Linked DNA regions of Mus musculus: region 1 is linked to region 2. A link is a loop called in an ENCODE intact Hi-C map of the cell type or tissue named here. Cell type or tissue: heart. All regions are shown on one strand. Each heading gives the region's core, and the rest is flanking DNA. Links, peaks and the distances in the headings are about the cores only. Region 1 has its middle 29 kb from the start of Gm32164. Region 2 holds the start of E230029C05Rik (RIKEN cDNA E230029C05 gene).

What was found. Peaks named below come from ENCODE experiments on the same cell type or tissue, not always from the same donor. Only the 100,000 strongest peaks of a DNase experiment are listed, where the experiment ranks them.
Region 1: it touches region 2 in a loop (2.3-fold over the local background); 3 of 42 quality-filtered maps call a loop at or near these places.

What each region holds. Positions count from the first base shown.
Region 1 is chr7:90,087,526-90,097,588 of GRCm38, reverse strand. No RefSeq gene overlaps it. Among named protein-coding and RNA genes, the nearest start is that of Gm32164, 29 kb to the right of the region's middle. In heart, for the core only: a CTCF peak has its summit at 5,724; DNase peaks (open chromatin) are centred at 5,638 and 6,408.
Region 2 is chr7:90,024,930-90,034,992 of GRCm38, reverse strand. E230029C05Rik (RIKEN cDNA E230029C05 gene) reads right to left here and starts at 5,834. Exons shown (of 6, transcript NR_110365.1): 1 at 5,766-5,834. In heart, for the core only: a CTCF peak has its summit at 4,855; DNase peaks (open chromatin) are centred at 892, 4,332, 5,002 and 5,652; H3K4me3 peaks cover 836 bases; H3K27ac peaks cover 2,368 bases.

The DNA of each region.
Region 1 (10,063 bases), core at 946-8,945, 62 kb before region 2:
TTACCTAAACACAGAGTTAAGTTAGCATTCAGTCTTTAATCATCTGCATATTTGATAAGCATGTCATACATGTCCTCATTCTCCAAGTATTTTCCTTTGATTACCTCAAGCAAGCCATGGGCAAGAAATCGGCTCTTAATGTTAGCTCTCCCGGTGACTCAGAAAGTGACCTCCAGTCCCTGTCTCTTTGAATTCTCAGCTTTTCTGGGGCCAAGTGGTCTAGAAAATTCTCAGTGGGGCTGCTGAGATGGATTTGGAAGAAAAGAAGTGGTTTAGGTACCTGGGGATCTGCCCAGGCAGGAGATGTGCATGACAAATCCAAAGTCGCATTGCTTACAAATGCCTATCAAGATCATCACTACTTTGGAGCTGTTATGAGAAACTTATTGTCCTCATTAATCTGCCATTCCTCACCCAGAAGCAAAGAGGTTTGTAGCCGCGTTGGGTACTCCGTGTTTATAAAACAGTCTTGTAACTTCTGATCACACAGCTTGCTGCTGAGACGGAGCCTTCTCACTACCTGCTCATGGGCAGTACATTTAGGCTGAATGTGTTTTGTTTTGTTTTGTTTCCTTTCCTTTCCTTTTGTTCGAGGCAAAGGCAGCTATCACTCAGAGGGTTCTAGAGCCAGACTGAATCACAGACCTTGTTGGCAGGTAGCTGTGTTTGGGATTCACCTGCCCACCTGTCACTTTCTCCTCATTCAACAGAAAGCAACAAGAGGGGGCTGTCACAGAATCCCAGGCTGCCAGTGAAAGCCATCTCATTTGCCTGTGGTCCAGGCTGCCAGTGAAAACCATCTAATTTGCCTGTGGTCCTGGTCAAGCTGTTCTCTGACCTTCAGCTTTCTTCCGTGTACCTTTCCCATCTCACAGGACTGGCAAGGACCAGAAGCAAGAATCTAAGGTGACATGCTCTTAAAATTGGAAGTAGCTACTAACTAAAGGGTTCATGGCTTTAGAGAATGCCTCAAGCATTATAATTATTTACAATGTGACTTTCAATCAAAACCTTTCAATATTTTAGAAACACCATATAAAAAGAACAAGTATTTGGTTTGAAGAGAGGTAGTATATTAATTTATGTTTCTTTCTGTAAAAAAAAAAAGTAAAATGCAACATTAAATAAGACAAAAAACTAGAGATCTAGTTACCTCTGTACTTAGCATTGTCAAAGAACAGAAAAGACAAATTTTCAACTAAAAGCACTTCATTGAAAAACAGAATCAAAAGACCATTGCCAAAATTACACTCTATATACAACAAGTTTATCTCTATTTAGTTATTTATTTTAAATTAAGATCTCGTTCTGAAGCCCAGGCTCACGTGAGACTCATGATGTAGCCTGTGCTGGCCTCAGTCTGACAGCCACTTCTCCTGCCTCAGCTACCAATTGTTGGGATTACAGATGTGAGCCAAGCTTATGCCAAATTCCCAACTGCCTCACCGGCAGGGATTTCTCTGTGTATCCAAGATGATCCTTCTAAAAGTCTGGACCTAGTTTTCATTATGCAGACAACCCAGCCACAGAAGCCAAGCCGTATTTTAAGACTGCAGTATTTACTAATGGATGTCTGGCTAGAAACAGTGTTGGCAGAATCCTGGCAGAGGCGTCAACTCTCTCTAATGATGTGGAACTGGGCTGCATAATTATGTCCACTTGGATTAAGTCTAGTCAAGACTGTCATGTTTTGCAATGGAACCAGAAACAAGCACCCGCCCTGTGCCACAGTGCTGGGATTTTCCTACAATGACATCAGAACATGAGAACTTGTTCAAACATTCCCAAAATCTTCACTCTAGCCATTTATTTCATTTTGGGGCTTTCTTTGGGGAAAAAAAAACTGGCTTCAGATAACATTTTTGTTTTATAGAACACTTTGGTCTAAGGATGGTATATTCCATAAATATGATCCCAGATCAGAGAAAAAAAGTGCTTTGGAAAGAAATGCTCTGTACTCTTCTTGAAGATATATTAACACATTCTTAATATAGAAGGACACTCCATCTCACACGTACCTCCTGCTCCAGAAAAAACAATTGCCCATTTTGCATTGTTGATTTCCTTTCTAGATGTTTCTGAGATTTCAAGCATCCATGTTTCTTTGTCACTAAGGAATAAATACAAGGGCTGGGAAGAAGGACCTGTAAAGTACTTGCCACACTTATGAGGACCTGAACATGATCCTGTCAGTGACCACAGAACAAGCTACAGAGCTGGACACAGCCTCGGTCGGGGGCCTTTGATCCTAGCACTGAGAGAGAAGCTGGAGACATGAGGAAGTTCACCGGAGTTAGCCGGCTAGCTGGGATGGCTGAATAAGTGAGCTCCGGGATCAAGGTCTCATCAGATAATAATTGTGTTTTTATTAGAGCTGGGACATTGACATTTGAATATCTGCATTTGAAAAGCTCTAGTCCTGCCAAGGTTTCTATAATGCATCTCCCTTTCAAAATAAGTGGTGACTGCCCTCTGGCAGGTAGGGGGTAAAGACCAATTAGGAAAAACACTGGACACCAACTTCTGGAGAGAGAGAGAGACAGAGACAGAGAGAGACAGAGACAGAGAGAGACAGAGACAGATAGAGACAGAGACAGAGAGAGACAGAGAGAGAACCACAAAAGGGGAGAGGGGATGAGGGGATGAGAACACTCATGTGGTTGCCTGGACACGGTTACTGTATGTGTTAGCTAGCTTAATGTCAACTTGCCCCAATCTATGGTCATTTTAGAAGAGGGAACCTCAACTGAGAGAATGCCCCCAACCAGATTGTCTCGTGGGTAAGTCTGAAGTGCATTTTTGGCTGATCTGGCTCACTGTGGGCGGTGCCATCGCTGAGCTGTAGTCCTAGATGCTACAAGAATGCAGACTGAGCAAACCATGTGAATAAGCTAGCATTCAGCACTCCTCCCGGGCCTCTGCTCTAGTTCCTGCCTCCAGTTTCCTGCCTTGAGTTCCTGTCCTGATTTCCTTAAATGATGGGCTCTGACCTGAGAGCTACAGACTGAAATACAGCTCCTTCCTCCCCGAGCTGCTTTTGATCCTGGTGTTTTTATCACAACAATAGGAACTCCAACTAAGGCTTCTGTGTCAGACTCCTGGAAAAACATATTTCTGTCTACTAAAAGAGTTAAATTGTAAATTCAGATATGTGGAAAAGCATTTGATTTTATTTGAATTCAAGTCATGCATGCAGCCTTAGGAAATGAAAATTAATAAAGCATTAGGCAAGGAAAGTGAAGAACAGCAAGCCTTTCAAATGGAAATCCCTAGAATAAGGGACTAACTCTTATTATTATATTAACACTATTCAGGATTGAAAATGTTGATAGTATTGTCAGATTTCTTACCCTTCTGCCTAGTTTCCAGGCCTCTGAAAGATGCGACATCACAGACTTCCGAAGTGGACTATGAAGTGAGGATGCTGAAGAAATATATTTTTGTAGATTGCTACTAAACAGTATCTTTATCCTGTACTAATTTAATGCCAATGCACATGAAACATTTTAAATATTTGGATATGTTAGAACTATTCATGATCTGAACCCAAATATTATGACTGTTTCAAGTGAATTGGAATTTTTATCTGAAGCAAGAACAACTCTGTCTCCCTCACTTCCTCACCTCTCCCCCTCTGAGACAGGAAGCACGCAGCATAGGCTAGCCTCAAAGTCATCCTGCAATTTTAACTTTCTGAGACTACTGGGATGTTAGGCACGTGGCACATACCTGCCTTCCTTTCTTTATTTTTATCTTATTTTATTTTGGAATTTTTGAAGCAGGCTCTCATGCTGCCTAGGCTGACTTCATATAGGATTTGTGGTCAAGGCTGACCTTGACCTCCTTATCCTTCTCCCTCACTTCCTAGGAACCAGCTCCTTTCGTTCATGCACCCTTTCTCCCATTCTAATGCCTTCTGGTGCTCCCTATCTAACTATGGCGATCTTACACTGGGGAGGGAAGGTTCAGGAAGCAATGTGCCAACATGCTTCTGTGGTGACATTCAACGAAATTATATTCTTGCAAGCAAGATGCTGTGCTGCTGCTACACACACACACACACACACACACACACACACAGACACACATACAGACACACACACACAGACACACATACAGACACACACACACACACACACACACACACACACACACACACGACACTCTTGCCTTAGCTATTGTTGCAGAGGCAGCAGGAGCTTAGCCCTGCTGAGCATCATGGTACACAGCTGTAATCTGAGTTCAGGAGAGAATCAATTTGAAGCCAGCATGGGCTATAATAGAACCTTGGTCTCAAATAAGGAAAAAGCTATTCATTTACTCTTTAACACTGTCTAGGTTAATACATACCCTTTACTTTTCAACATGGTCAATGTTTATATAAACCTTTTAATTTTTAACATTACCAAAGTTAATATAATCCTCTAGTGCTTTTCAGCTGATCAAACACAGGAATGACCACTATGAAGTAGTTGTATCAGTAGATTTTCCAGTCAGTAGCCAGTACATTTCACTGAGTATGATATACTGATAACTTCATTTAGTTGCAAAGCTTCTTTTGGCAAACAAACTTGTATCAAATTGTACGTTATATTGACAGCTCCCTGTAGACCACTGCCCAGAATCTCAGGTTTCATTCCATCTTTTTCTGACCTGTTCTTTCTGTATCTCCCCTGGGTTTCATTCCCTGGATGCGTCCTGTCTGCCTCTCGCTCCCTGTCTGTCTCTGTGTATATCTGTGCCTCTCCCCTCCCCCTTTTCTTACTCTCTCCCTCTCACCTAATGAAGAAAAGCCACAACCCGCTCTTCTGATGCCCTTCCATCTGGGTTATTCCCCTAGGTTTTAGTAATCCTGAGGCTTAGGACACCTCCCTAAAATGATGCTTGAGAGAATAAAACAAGAGCTGATCCAAAGCCATTTCTGGCTGCCAGCATTAGTGCACTCGTGCAGGAAGAAATTCTGAGACCCAAATTCAGAACATTCCAATTTCACGTACAATGCTTCGTATGTATTCTTTACATATGTTTCAGATCATTGTGAAACCCTGTTTCTTTATATTTTTAAATGTTATTTCTGAGAAACCCAGATTCTTTTTATCTTGTTTACTTAGAGTTTTTCAAGTGACTAGAAAACTGACTTGAACTGGCTTGTGTAGCTAAGTAGAGTATATTTGTGTGGTTTCGTAGAGTAACCTTGACTAATTAAGATGCAACACATAACCTCTCAATGTTTTAACCCAGCAGAAACAAATTGAATCAGTCTTAAGTGTCTCCCACTTTAGAAAGACCAACCACTCCCTGAATGTATGGCTTGACTTTCTTCTCTACTTCGGGGACTGTCTCAAAATCTCCAAGTCACTCTGTCACCCACCCAACCCTCTCTCAAGTCTGTGTGGGTCTCCTTTAAAAACTCCTGCATGGACAGAAATGTTTTCCCTTGACAAACCTGGCTGGTATTTTCAAGAACAGCTTTTACTAAACATGAGGGGAAACAGAAAAGAAATAATTACAGAAAACATACAGAGTATAAAAATAGCCATGTTCCCAACTGTAGGTTTCTGCTTCTAAAAATCACAGTGGAAACAGGAAAGTTTTGCTGGGCAGTGAGCTCTTCAGCCTTGGGCAGCCACACCCCTTCATTTCCCCTGAGTCCTGTCAGGACGCCTCCTCCCACCAGGACCTCTGCCTGCTCTGAGCCCCACCATCTTAAGCCACTAGCTTAAATTCTTGAACCCATATCTCAAACGGGAAAAAATTTTTTAAGAACTTTAAAAACAAGTACTCTCCTAATACAGAACTCACAAAGAACTTTTTGTTTGTTTGTTTGTTTGGTTGGTTTTTGTTTTTTGTTTTTTTGAGACAGGGTTTCTCTGTGTAGCCCTGGCTGTCCTGGAACTCACTCTATAGACCAGGCTGGCCTTGAACTCAGAAATCCGCCTGCCTCTGCCTTTCCAGTGCTGGGATTAAAGGCATGCGCCACCACTGCCCAGCTGCAAATTTAAAAATTTAAAACCGGTAAGCTTTAAGTATCAGCCCCTCTAAATATCAGCATAAATCACACAGTAAATTCTAGGATTTATTCCCAGAAGGATAAAGGTACTGTACAGTGGTGGGTAGGGTCATGTGTTTTAAATAATTTGGTAGTGCTGTGTTAAGGTAATGTGTATAATTTTCTTCACTATATAACTTTTAAAGCCTCTTCATGTGTGCAACAAATATTTATTGAGCACCTGTAATGTGCTTGATATGAGGAAACCTCAATAAAAGATGGACAAGATAGCTAGAATGTCAGCCCTGGCCTTGTAGAATTTCCACCACATGTGATTAACAAGAAAACTTGATCATTTCAAATACTGATGTGGATTGTGAAGCCTTTAAGCCGTGATGTTGCCAAGATTTGCTGGAAGTGGCAAGTCCAAAGCCTTGGCAGGAAGAAGTCTGACGTGTTGGAGAAAGAGAAAGGAACCTTTGTGTCTACAGCTGAGTAACCAGGGATGAACGTAAGGAAGATGAGATTTGATCTCAGAGACGTAGCAATGTGCAGGGGGAATCTTCTTGAAAAGTTCTGACATAAGACCATTTGAAAAAGAAAAATTCTCCATCAAAATTCCAACTCAATTCCTCAAAGAATTAGAAAGGCCAATCTGCAAATTCATCTGGAATAACAAAAAACCTAGGATAGAAAAATTCTCTTAGTTGATCTGTGAGAAGGGAATTTAGGGGCCAAGGTTTTAATGACAATGGTTAAGACAGTCTCACAGTAAGTAGTTTATCTGAGAAGTGATGATTGATGTGTTTGTGTTTACCTTTGTGTTTGTGGATGGCTCTGGCAGGTCCTCGAGGGGTAGGGGCAGAAGGATTCTTCCTAAGGGTACTGTGGTAAATGAGGGGGCAGGGCAGTGATGACTTCTTGCTATGGTAGCGGTATTGGCCAAGCTTGGACAGAGTAGGGAGGCTTAAAGGATAAAGACACGTTATTTATTTAAGTTCAAGATAACTACACAAATAAGAGGTTTTAACACACACACACGAGAAAGAGAGAGAGGCAGAGAGAGAGAGAGAGAGAGAGAGAGAGAGAGAGAGAGAGATTCCTAAAGCTGCCTCAGATCCCAGTAACCTCCTAGCACCAGATGAGTGCCCTTTCAATAATTCCTTGATATGTGGTTTTTTTACTTACAGACTTCTGAGTAGTTTCTAGCACTTAAAACTAAACAACTTCTCACTAGAAAATTGGGGGCAGAGGGGTAAAATCAATATAAACTCCTTACAGTAATCAAAGGTGTTCTGGTAATAGTATGTGCAGGTAGGCATACTCATATGTCAGTATCCGAAAAGTTACAGAAAAAAAAAAAAAAAAAAACAACAACAACAAAAAAAGAGGTCAACTATTTCTCTGTCTTGGGAGCATCAGCCTTCCTCCACCACCCAAATATCTATGGCAAATATGGAGACTGGCAAAAGCTTGCCACTGTGAAGTTATGCTCAGCAAGGCTGTAAAGGAACCGTTCTCACTACCATTGGCCTATGCCTGCTTCCTGGGTTTTGGGCTAGGTCATGAAGGCAGCATTTCACTTAGAAGTGAATGGGCTTTGTGGGAACATTTATCTACAGAGAAAAGACTGCTTAGGTCTCCTTACACAAGTGGTTCTCAACCTTCCTAATTCTGCAACCCTTTAGTACAGTTCCTCATGTTGTGGTGACCCCCACCATAAAATTCTTTTCATTGCTACTTCATAGCTGTAATTGTGCTACCGGTATTAATCATAATGCAAATATCTGTTATGCAGGATATCTGATAGGTGAGCCCTGTGGAAGGGTCATCCCGTCCCCAAAGGGATCATGACCCACAGGCTGAGAACTGCTGCCTAAGAAGCTCATCTGTTTTGCCACAGTGGAGGAGAGCTAGAAAGGAATGAAAAGGATTTCCCAGAGTGTTTTCCTTACAAACGCAGCCCTGTAAGATGCTATGTGGCCAAAGGTTCTAAGGTCATATACATTTGGAGTAGGTTGCCTCCCCCTTCTCCTCTCACAGAGTCAGGATGCACACAAGCATGCAGAAAGTCTCCTTTGTTGGCTCTTAGTGTGTATCAGTGCCTTGAGATTTGACTCTGGGCCTCAGCTACTTCCACACTGAGTAAGCTTCTCCACTTCTATGACTTTACAGTATACTGATGACTTTCCTATTTTGTACCTCAAGCCCTTCTCCTAGGCTGTGGATTTATTTATAATCTCTCTCTCCTCTTTCTACTGCCTAACTCCTCTCCCCTCTCCCTTCATCTTCTCTGCTCCTTGTATTACACACACCTGCACAACCACACAGAGACTCGAGAGCTTTATAATCTTGCTCTCACAGTATCTCTGAGATTGCTCATTGTCTTAGTCAGGGTCTCTATTCCCGCACAAACATCATGACCAAGAAGCAAGTTGGGGAGGAAAGGGTTTATTCGGCTTACACTTCCATACTGCTGTTCATCACCAAGGAAGTCAGGACTGGAACTCAAGCAGGTCAGGAAGCAGGAGCTGATGCAGAGGCCATGGAGGGATGTTCCTTACTGGCTTGCTTCCTCTGGCTTGCTCAGCCTGCTCTCTTATAGAACCCAAGACTACCAGCCCAGAGATGGTCCCACCCACAAGGGGCCTTTCCCCCTTGATCACTAATTGAGAAAATGCCTTAGAGTTGGATCTCATGGAGGCATTTCCTCAACTGAAGCTCCTTTCTCTGTGATAACCCCAGCTGTGTCAAGTTCACACAAAACTAGCCAGTACAATTGACCCCTTGTCAACTTGACACACAAACACATCACTAGTAAGCCTCAACCCTTACATTCTTATTCATCCCCAAGATCTAAACAACTTTAAAAGTCCCACAGTCTTTACATATTCTTAAATTTTCAATCTCTTTAAAATATCCATCTCTTTTAAAATCCAAAGTCTTTTTACAATTAAAAGTCTCTTAACTGTGGGCTCCACTAAAACAGTTTCTTCCTTCAAGAGGGAAAATATCAGGGCACAGTCACAATCAAAAGCAAAAGTCAATCTCCAACCGTCCAATGTCTGGGATCCAACTTACGATCTTCTGGGCTCCTCCAAGGGCTTGGGTCACTTCTTCAGCCATGCCCTTTGTAGCACACGCGTCATCCTCTAGGCTCCAGATGCCTGTACTCCACTGCTGCTGCTGCTCTTGGTGGTCATCTCATGGTACTGGCATCTCCAAAACACTGCATGACCCCTTCAGTCCTGGGCCATCAATTGCAACTGAGGCTGCACTTTCACCAATGGCCTTCCATGGCCTCTCACAGTGCCAAGCCTCAGTTGCTCTGCTCAACTCCTTCATGCCTTCAAAACCAGTACCACCTGGGTGACCCTTACACATTACCAAGTCCAGCCACAGCACAAGGTACAACTTTGGCTATATCTGGAACACAGCCACTGTGCTCTCAGAAAACACTTCCCAGAAGATGTCACCTCAATGATGCTGGTCTCTTCTTAATCACCGCTAATTTCTTAGCTCCAGCTAACCAGCATCAATAGTCCCAGTAATGCAAAGTTTTTGCTTTAGTAGTTCTGGTATCTTGTTAATCACAGCTGATTCTTCAGCCCCAGCTAACCAGAACTACAGAATCTTCACAATCAAAACAGCAATGGCCCTGAAAAGAGTCTTTAATTTTCCCTCTGAAATTTCACAAGCCAGGCCTCCATCTTCTGCACTGTTCTCAACATTATCTTCCAAGCTCCTACAAAACATCTGACAGAGCTCTTAACAACGAATGGATCTTTAAGCCCAAAGTTCCAAAGTCCTTCCACAGACCTCCCCAAAACATGGTCAGGTTGTCACAGGAATACCCCACTCTGCTGGTACCAATTTGCCTTAGTCAGGGTTTCTATTCCTGCACAAACATCATGACCAAGAAGCAAGTTGGGGAGGAAAGGGTTTATTCGGCTTATACTTCCATACTGCTGTTCATCACCAAGGAAGTCAGGACTGGAACTCAAGCTGTTCATCACCAAGGAAGTCAGGACTGGAACTCAAGCAGGTCAGAAAGCAGGAGCTGATGCAGAGGCC
Region 2 (10,063 bases), core at 702-8,701:
TTTACATTTTATTCGTTTGTTTGTTTGTTTTCTGAGACAAGGTTTTTCTGTGTTGCCCTGGCTGTCCCGAAACTCACTCTATAGACCAGGCTGACCTGGAACTCAGAGATTTGCCTGCCTCTGCCTCCTGAGTGCTACGATTAAAGGAGTGTACCATCACTGCTTGGATAAGAAATGTTTTTACATTTTTAAAAGTTGGCTGATGGGGCTAGAGAGATGGCTCAGTGGTTAAGAACACTGACTGCTCTTCCAGAGGTTCAAGATTCAATTCCCCAGCAGCCACATGGTAGATGCATAATGGGATCTGATGCCCTCTTCTGGTGTGACTGAGAAGAGTGACAGTGTACTCACATACATAAAATAAGTACATAAATAAATCTTTAAATTTCTAAAGAAAAAAAAAAGTGGCTGCTAAGATATGTGCCGGAAGTACAGAAAGAAGTAAGATATGTGCTGTAGACAGATGTTCTCGGGCTTGGTGGTGCACACCTTTAATCACAGATGTTCTCATTCTCCTGAGGGAGAAAGGAAGCACATAATTATGGTCCTAGGTGATGCACAGTTAAAGAGGAAAACCCCTGGGTTAGGTGTCCTCCCTGCGTGCCTTCTGTGTGTACTTGTGTGTCTAGACAGGAAAGACAAAGGAGGGAGAACAGGAAAGCCTTGCAGAAGAGGGGAACCTGAGTGGGGAGGCTTGACAGGCAAGAGAAAGATCTGTATGGAGGCAACGAGACTGTCATGTGCTGCATCACCTATGTGTGAGAGGATGGTCACTTTCAGAGATGTGACAAACGTCACGGTGAGCAGGGCTAAAATAAGAGGTAGCATCTGGTGTGGAGTCAGACAGGAAGGGTGGTGAGACCACTGGGCATGAGGCTGGACTAGAGATGAAACTGGGTCACAGGAGCTTCTCTGTGGAACAAGAAGTGAAACAGAAGTGCCCCGCATACACCAGGGCTCAGCGCCGGACTGACTCTATGTCAGCAGTTAGGCTGAGCTGTCGCGTGATTTTGTCTCTGGGAGAAAAGTAATATCTTTATTTTGCAGGACTTTATCTGAGTAATTTTCCCAAGTTCACCTTGAGAAAGTTCATCTTGTTGGGATCCCTGGGAGCAGATCGTGAGAACACAAGTTAAGTGTAGGTAGTTTACTTTGGAGGTGATCCCAGAAAGAAAAAAAAAGAAAAGAAAAGAATCCAGTCAGAAACTAGGAACATGAGGCAGAGAAGAATAAGCTTTGAGTTATTTCCAGCAGGAGAAGCAGCCAGGCCATTTCTTGACAAGGCTTGTTGGAATTGTGGTTTCAGGACTGGGTTTCATGATGTTGACTTTGGCATTCTCAGTTTTCTGGCACAAAAGCCATGCAGGGTGTTCAGGTAGGGTCCCCAGGTGTTCTCACTAAGCTGTCCTCAGCATTTGGGGGTGTAGGCCACAGGCTGTGATAAGACCCTGGCCACATGCAAGGAGCAAGGCAGACAGTATATTTGGCTACACACAGTCTAGCTTGGTTTTTCTATTGATGACTTCCATCATCATTCCAGCAGTATGGGGAGGGCATTGTAGAGCAGCACTTCACATGGTAAGGAGAGACAGGCAGGAAGGGTGCAGGGATATATCGCCAAGGACCTACTTCCGCCAGCTGGGGCTCACCTCCTTTAGTTTTCAGAACATCCCAAAATGGGGACCAGCCATTACTTTGCAAGTAGGGATAGTGAGAAAAGCTGGACTTAACCCTGTGACTCTCCTGCCACCACCTTGAGTACTATCATTACCAGTGTGTTCAAGCAACCTTTTTTTTACTATATGAGCCCTTCCTAAGGACACTTCATATCCAGTGTCATAGCATTCTGCTTTTGCCCCCCTAGGCAGCTAAGATCAGTAAAGCATTTCCCTCTATGACCCTGTGAGAGCAATCTACCCCAAAGGTCTCTCTTTCAAATGAGTTCATAATCTTACAACTTTACACCCTGAAATTTCTGGTGGTTGGGATCTATCCAATCCCTGGCATGCCTTCAAAGTATCTTTTCTATTTTCTCATGCAAAGTGGTATTTTCCTTCTATTCCTCTTCTTTTTCTTGGTATCTTTAAAGGCACTAACCTCTGTAATACCACACCTTTATTTCAACTGCTTCCTTTTCCAGTGAAAACACATTTCTTTCAAACTTTTCTATATGTTTTGCTCCCGAGTCTTGCTGTAAATCTGGCTAAAAGCATCCAATAATAACCGTGCCACATCTTGAATACTCTTCTCTTATGGAATTCCTCCTATTAAATTGGTCTGACACTTTTTAACTTAGTTTACCATTAAGTTTCAGGACATCGACAAAGTAGAGACAAGTTCGTGGCCTGTAGTTCAATTCCCTCCAGAAATTTGTCTCGACTGAATCTTTACTAAGTGCAATCTCTACTGTCCACATCTTCTCCTCCTCCTCTTCCTCCTCTTCCTCCTCTTCCTCCTCCTCCTCCTTATGTGTTGCCGTATTTTGGTTTCATGTTTGTATGTGTACCATTTGCACACCTGGTGCCCATGGAAGGTATTGGATTCCCTGGGATTGGAGTTACAGACAGTTATGAGCCCACTTCCTCTAGAAGAGAAGTCAGTGCTCTAACCTCTATGTCATCTCCCTAGACCTAAGAAGGTCCACATTTCTAATAGCATTCTGGTATTCTGAGCTTCTGAGATTTGTAGGAGACGCCTATAAATCTCTGCTCACAGAGTTTTAGGTTTCTTGTAGTCTACTTCTCCAAACTCTTCTAAAGTACTCTTGCAAACCAGTTTCACAGTGGGTGGATCTTCTCACCTGAATGAATCTAGTCAAGGAAATCCTTCACATCATGCCTAGCAGCTGGTCTCTCAGGTGATTCTAGATCTTGACAATTGAGATTGACTATCACAATAATCATAGAGTACTTTCTCAAAAACACAGTAGGGTTTGTTATCCTGATGAATGACTGATACATAATGGGTGGCTACTGAATATTTGTGGATAGATTTATTAAGTCAATACAAATTAATCATTTAGTATTATTTTGCTATGGAAAGCCTTAGGGTAAATTCAGGAGATTTGGAAATTAGGCAGTTTGGAGGCCTCTCCCATTAGCATGGAGGCTGCAGAGAGATTGTTTGGATTTTCTAAACTTTACTTTCTCAGTCTTCAAACCTTGTTTTATTGCCTGCCTCACCTGCAGCAGTTAGGGGTTTGAGACTGAGTGGGAAAAGATAAAAGTGCAGCAAAGGACTTGGTCATTCCATGTATCTGTTTTGGATTTGTACCAGGAGTAAGTTATGAGTTGACCTTTGGATCCCATTATCTAAGACCAAGTATTTCGGGGTCAACCAAATATATCAGACAAGCCTTTAGTTGCAAATAAAAAAACAAAACAAAAAAAAACAAAACAAAACAAAAACCAAACCAAACCAAAACAAAACCAACCAACCAAAACAAAATTAAAAAGAAAAAACAAAAAACAACCAAAACCCAGAAATTAATTCTGGGTACTGAAATCAAAATAGGGGCCAATTGGGGGCTTATGATGAGGTTCTCAGAAAAGACAGTATGTTTGAATACAGACCAGGAGGCACAGGCAAGATCACACCACAGAAACACAGTAGTTGGAACACTCCTCACACTTCTCTGTGCTGTGCACATCAGTATCACCGCTAGCACACATTCTAAGCTTTCCAAGAGTTTTAGGTCATTCCACTCCAATCGTGAGGTCTTTGGTGAGATTGGGTCTAGTGGTCTAGCTGCCGGTGATGCAGGAGAGTGACTGGCCTCTTCCAATTTCCACAAGTGGAAGACAGAAGACATAGTCTCTCATCCTGTGTCATAAAATACTAGTTTTCCAAGATTCGAGAAGGGAGCTCATAGGCTAAGCAGCTAATAAGAATGCCAGTCCCACCCAAGACAGGATGTAAAGGAAGTGAGATACTGATGAAAACCAGGAAACTCAGAGTAGGAAACGGGAACAATTTATTGACCATCAACACTGACTTGAGACTTTGCTAGGCAGTCTTCGAGGTCTTGGGTACAAAGACATGAGATGCTCAAGATGCTCAGCCAACCAGGAAAAGTCATACTAACCCTGTGCTGAGGAAGAGCTGTAACCAGGCTGCGGCAAAAGACAGTGGAGGCACAGAGCAAAGGATTGCTTCTAGAAATCATACAGTTTCTCGGAAGAGCTTGCACAGGGAGCTAGGTCTTGAAGGATTGCATAGAAAGCAGAGCTGGCTCTGGTATTTGTTAATCTTTCTCATTAGCCAGAATCTGGGTCATGGTATTTCCTGTTCTGTCCTTTCCTGTTGCCACCAACCACAGCACATATGCTATTACAGTTAAGGTCTAAAATTAGCATTATTAGGACCTCAGAGTTATTAGGGTTCTGTTTGTGTCTTCCTTTGCTCCCCCCAAGTTTTGACAATGGCAAAACTTAATGACTGAGCCTGCTGCTTTTGGCTATTTTAGCTGTATGTGTATACTCAGAACCTGCACTTAAATAATAGCCCAGCCAGGGACTGCTAATATGATCTCCCTAAGACCTGATTCCTCAAAGATAAAACAGGAATGAAAAATATTCGCCTCCCAGAGCCACTGTGGGGATTAACTGGGGAGAGTTCCTGGTACTGCCAGCATGTTGGCCACTTGCAGGCTGAGGCAGTTCACATAATCTGCGGGGTGGGGGATGATTCTCTTCCCCACTTTGGCGAGAGGTTTGATGAAGCGGCAGAGGAGTTACAGAAAGAAAATGTCTTCCAGGAAAGCAGAGTCCCAGAGGATGTGCCAAAAATGCAAGACTATTGTAGAGAAGGAGAAGCAGACAGAGGTTTCGTGAGCAATGAGACCCCCTCAACACCGTCCCCAGAGGTAGAACTGAGAGCCCCACTCCTGGGTTGAAGCGATGCTTTTCAATCCTACGAGACTGATTACAAAAACAGCTGCCCCGGCTCCAGGAAGGTTGTCTCTGCTCTTTATAAGGAAAAGATGACGTGCCCAGATGCTGGCCAGGGCAGGCCCCCTTTTCCATCAGGATCTCGGAAAGGTTGAGAACGGAATGTCCACTAAGCAGACATTGTCACACGCTGTCCCTACAACATCTGAGATATGTGCAGGACAGAAGATTGAGGGGCACGGGTGGGGAGCAGCTCCCTGCCCTGTCTGAATAATAAACACAATATCTGAGGGGAATGTGCCACAGGCTGAAGAAATTTAATAAAGGCCAGATCCAGACATAAACACACTGTGTGGCTTGCAACAGACAGTGAAGTGTGTGCCGTGTGAATTGAGTTCTCCTTTCCGAGAGTCCTTGATATAATTTAGGAGCCGCTTCTTGCCAATAAGCCATGATGCTCCCTGCCACTCTGGCCGTCTGCGTAAATTCTGATCATTTGCTCCTGACCCAGCTATCTACTGAGTACTTCACATCCCAGGCATTGGAGGGAGACGTGGACTCTCTGGTCTCATTCTAAGAAAGGAGAGGAAGTTGCTTTGTAAAAACCCAGGCTCTTCCTTTTGCACATCATTTGTGGGAAAGGGTATCTGCCTCTCTTAGCTGCATATGGAGAAAATAATTTCATGCAGAGAAGCTTGGTTCTGGCGTTTGCCAAGCGCCTCATCCATCTGGGGGCAAGCCCAAGACTGCAAGCCGCGCGGAGCAGCAGAACACGTTGCTATGGTAACTTGGCACCACACACCTTTGATCCTTTATGTCAGCCTCCTTCCCAGTCCCCCAACCCAAACCTGCACATTCCCTTTATAAGCAGCATACCTTCTCAGAAGATGGACAGCTTTTCTTCATTCTTACACAGCCAGTTATAAAGACATGTTATAAGGCACTTGGACAAAGGGGTAGTGCTTCCTTTTAAAGGTCAAGGCTCGGCTGGTTTTACTTCCTGATACACAGCCGTGACTGAGACCCATGTTAGCTTATCTTCTATAGAAGACTTAACTTTCAAATCCCTTTCATACATTAGTGGACTTTATCACCATGCTGTTTTAACCTCAGGCTTAAACAACCCTAAAAGACAAGAAAATGAGCCCATTAAACATTCTGTGCCCAGAAGCACCCATGTAAGGTAGAGCTAATTTTCCTGCTTTGCAAATGGGAAAATAGTATGAAACGGTCAGTGAGCAGTGGCAAGAGGAACGGTGAACGGGTGAGATGGGTCCGTGGATAAAGGTGCTTGCTAAGCCTAATGACCTGAGTTTGATGCTTGGGACCTGCATCATGAACTTCTGAACTTTGTTCTCTGACCTCAACAGGCATGCTATGGCATGCATGCACCTTTGCATACAAATAAATATAAAAATATTTCTTTTGAAAAAGATGAGGAAGCCGGGCGTGGTGGCGCACGCCTTTAATCCCAGCACTCGGGAGGCAGAGGCAGGTGAATCTCTTGAGTTCGAGGCCAGCCTGGTCTACAAAGTGAGTTCCAGGACAGCCAGGGCTATACAGAGAAACCCTGTCTCGAAAAACCAAAAAAAAAAAAAAAAAAAAAGAAAAAGAAAAAGATGAGGAACGGAACCAGGTTTCTGAACTCCAAATTTTATGCACTGCTCTTATATCTCACCTGATGTTCAGTCGCTTTCAGCCTTCATTATTTTACAAATAATAATAATAATAACAATAACAACAATAATAATACAGATGCATTCAAAGCAACAGCCAGGTTGTGTTTTTCTTTCTTCCTTTCTTTCTTCCTTTCTTTTCTGTCTGTGTGTATGTCTGTCTGTCTTTCTTTTTGGTTTGTGAGACAGGGTTTCTCTGTGTAGCCCTGGCTGTCCTAGAACTTGCTTTGTAGACTAGACTAGTCTCAAACTCACAGAGATCTGCCTGACCCTGTACCCCGCATGCTTTGGTTTCTTAAAAATAGCTTTATCAGCCAGGCTTGGTGGCACAAACTCCAGCACCAAGAAAGAAGAGGGCATCTACCCATTGAGCCAGCACTGCTGGGACATGTTGGTAATCCCAGCACTAGGGAGACAGGCAAGAGGATCTCCAAAATTTCCATGTCAGCATGAGTGACATAGTGAGTTTGAGGCAAGCCTGGGTGACTTAGCAAGCCTCTGGCTCAAAAAAAAAAAAAAAAAAAAAAAAAAAATATATATATATATATATATACATATATGTGTGTGTGTGTGTGTGTGTGTGTGTGTGTGTGTATTTTACACCGCTTACAAATGTACAATGCAATGATTTTTAAAGTTTGTAAGGTGAGGAATATACTGGGGTAACTCACATGCTCTGCAGTCTTGCCCACTTGAAGCCTGTGCTCCCATCATTTTCAGCACATCATATCAGAGTTGTACAACTATCACCACAAAAAGAAGCCAAAGATCTTTTAGCTGTTACTCCCAGCCAATTGTCCCATACTCACTTCTATGCCCAACCATAAGCAACCACTAGTACACTTTACATCCCTAAAAATTGTCCCCATTCTGGGCACTTAATATTAATGGGTATATACCTACATACACATAATATATAGTTATGTATTAATATATATTTATGTGTTTATATATAGTATATAATTATATGTTAATATGTATATTGTATGTGTATATGTTTCTTCATGACTGCTTTTTTACTAAACATAATGATGCTTTCAAAGTTCATCCGTGTTCGGATGTGATGCATGTAATATATGTATGAGACATGTCTTACATTTCTCCACTCACTCATCAGTTAGTGGGCGTGTGGGTTGTTATCTTTTATTATGTTTAGAAATATTGCTATGAATGTTTGTATATCGGTTTTTTGTGGAGTTGTAGTTTTCAACTTGCATTTATGCATAGAAATGGCATAGCTGCACCAAATACCATGATGTTTCCCAGGATAATGTCACCATTTTACATCCTACTAAGAAAGCTTACAAATTCCAGTTTCTGCACACTGTTGACAGGATTTGGTGTGATTCCATTTTTTAATTTTTGCTTCATTTTATTTCACAGTTGTATTTCCATGTCCACATGATTATCGGGTTTTTTTGTTTTTTGGGTTTTTTTGGTTACAAAGTGTTCTGAGTCAGTTGGTGTGCCGTTGTTTAATCGTAGCTTTAAAGCTGGGGCTTTGGATACTGTCCAGTTTCAAACTGTTATAAACCATAGGAGCTGAATTATTCCCATTTACTGCTTTCTGCTCTTAGTCTCTTTCCTTGATGTAGGTTCCAAAGCAAACAACGGATACCCAGGTTTGATACGGCTTCTCTGATTACTCTGCACAAAAGTGGTCTGTACTTAAGATGCCACCAGTAGCGTTGGTGCCCGCCTCTATCCCTGGAGCCTCTGTTAACATAAGGCTTTGCCTCCTTATTGTGAGCACTAATAATGCAGGTGTATTGTATAAAAGACCTGTAGGTTGCTTTGATTTGTCTTTCTTTCGCTGTGGGAGACTTACAACATTTAACGGCCATCAGATAGCCCAGTTGAGTCACTGAGCCAAATAATCCAGGAGGTACAGGAAGATCCAGGGATCAAAGGAAAAAAACAGGTGAAGAAGTTGCAAGAGATTCCCTGGGTGCACATGAATGGGTCAGTTCTACTGGATGGCTAGCTGTGGATGAAGAGGGTCTGCTGCGAAGGATGTTGAACTGTCTAGAGACACATCCTTCTCCGACACCTGCTTCATTCGGGTTTTGCTTCTCCCTCCCTGGCCAAACCTTCTCCTTTCCTTTGAGATTTTTCCCATCACTTCCTTCTTTGGCATTGGTATTCTTTAGAATTCCATTCCTGACTTCTTAATATTTCGACATCCTCTGTGATCCTGCTCTTTCTGAGGAAGTACTGATTCTAGGGAAATTCCAGACGCTTTCATATATTTATCTCAAGCTCAGAATTTCCTCCCTGAGACCCAGTTCCAACTATCTAATTTACTGAACATCTCCACAGGAACTCCTCTGGGTACTTCAAGTCCAGTGTTTCCCCTTAGGCCTCCCTTTTTTTTTTTTTTTTTCCATATGCTCTGCCTTTATGATGACAGCAATGTGGGCCCCATCTCTTCAAGCCAGAAAATCATTCCAAACTCTCCCTTACACCAAATGTCCCTAACGGTATATGGGTTCTTCTCCAAAGCCTACTATATGAGTTTTATTTGTGTTTTCATTAACTGAAGCATGCATTAGAGTTGTATTGTCACTTTAGGAAGGAAAATAAAGAAAAAAGAAAAAGAAAACAAAATAAAAATGAACAGGGTGAATATGTACATAGAATGAAGGTATACTCAGTGTGGAAGGGCAGCCTTCATGGCAACTGTACAGACAGAAATGGGATTTTCCTGGCCTTTCTCTTAAGCAGTGGTTCTCAACCTTCCTAATGCTGTGACTCTTTAGCACAGTTCCTCATGGTGTGGTGACCTTCAACCATAACATTACTTATGTCGCTACTTCAGAACTGTAATTTTGTGAATGTTATAAAATGTAATCTAGCTCTCTGTGTTTTCTGATGGTCTCAGGCCACCCCTGAGTATGGGTCATTTGCCCCATGAAGAGGTCACGAGAACCATTGCTCTAAAGTATCTACATCAAATGTGACTTGTCTCTAACATTGTTGACCCTCATGGTTCAAAATGTCTGGGACAGCCTGAAGAGCAGCACAGGGTTAAGAAAGTGTGTGTGTGGTGGTGGTAGTGGTGGGGGGTGTTGTTGACTGAGCTGCTGATGCAAGAATAGCTACGGAGAATGATCCTTGTGTATTAGAGACTTTTACCAAAAGGAAAGAGCTGATATGAGACGGATAATCTTTCTAGACGCTGCTTGCCACATTGCTATAACCTCTGACCCAGTCTTTCTGCTCCTAGTCTTATCTTTCACCAACTCATTGTGATGACTAAAGTTCTGTTTTAAGTTTCATTGATGTGCTTAAGAGATTTACAAGACAAAAATGCCTCTAGCGCACTGGCATTCAACCTGTGGTCCCAACCCCTTTGTAAGGCAAATGACCCTTTCACAGAAGTCCGCAGAGGACCATCTACATATCAGATATTTACATTACAATTCATAACTGTAGCGAAATTACAGTTTGTGAAGTAGCAATGAAAACCATGTTATGGTTGAGGATAACCACATGAGG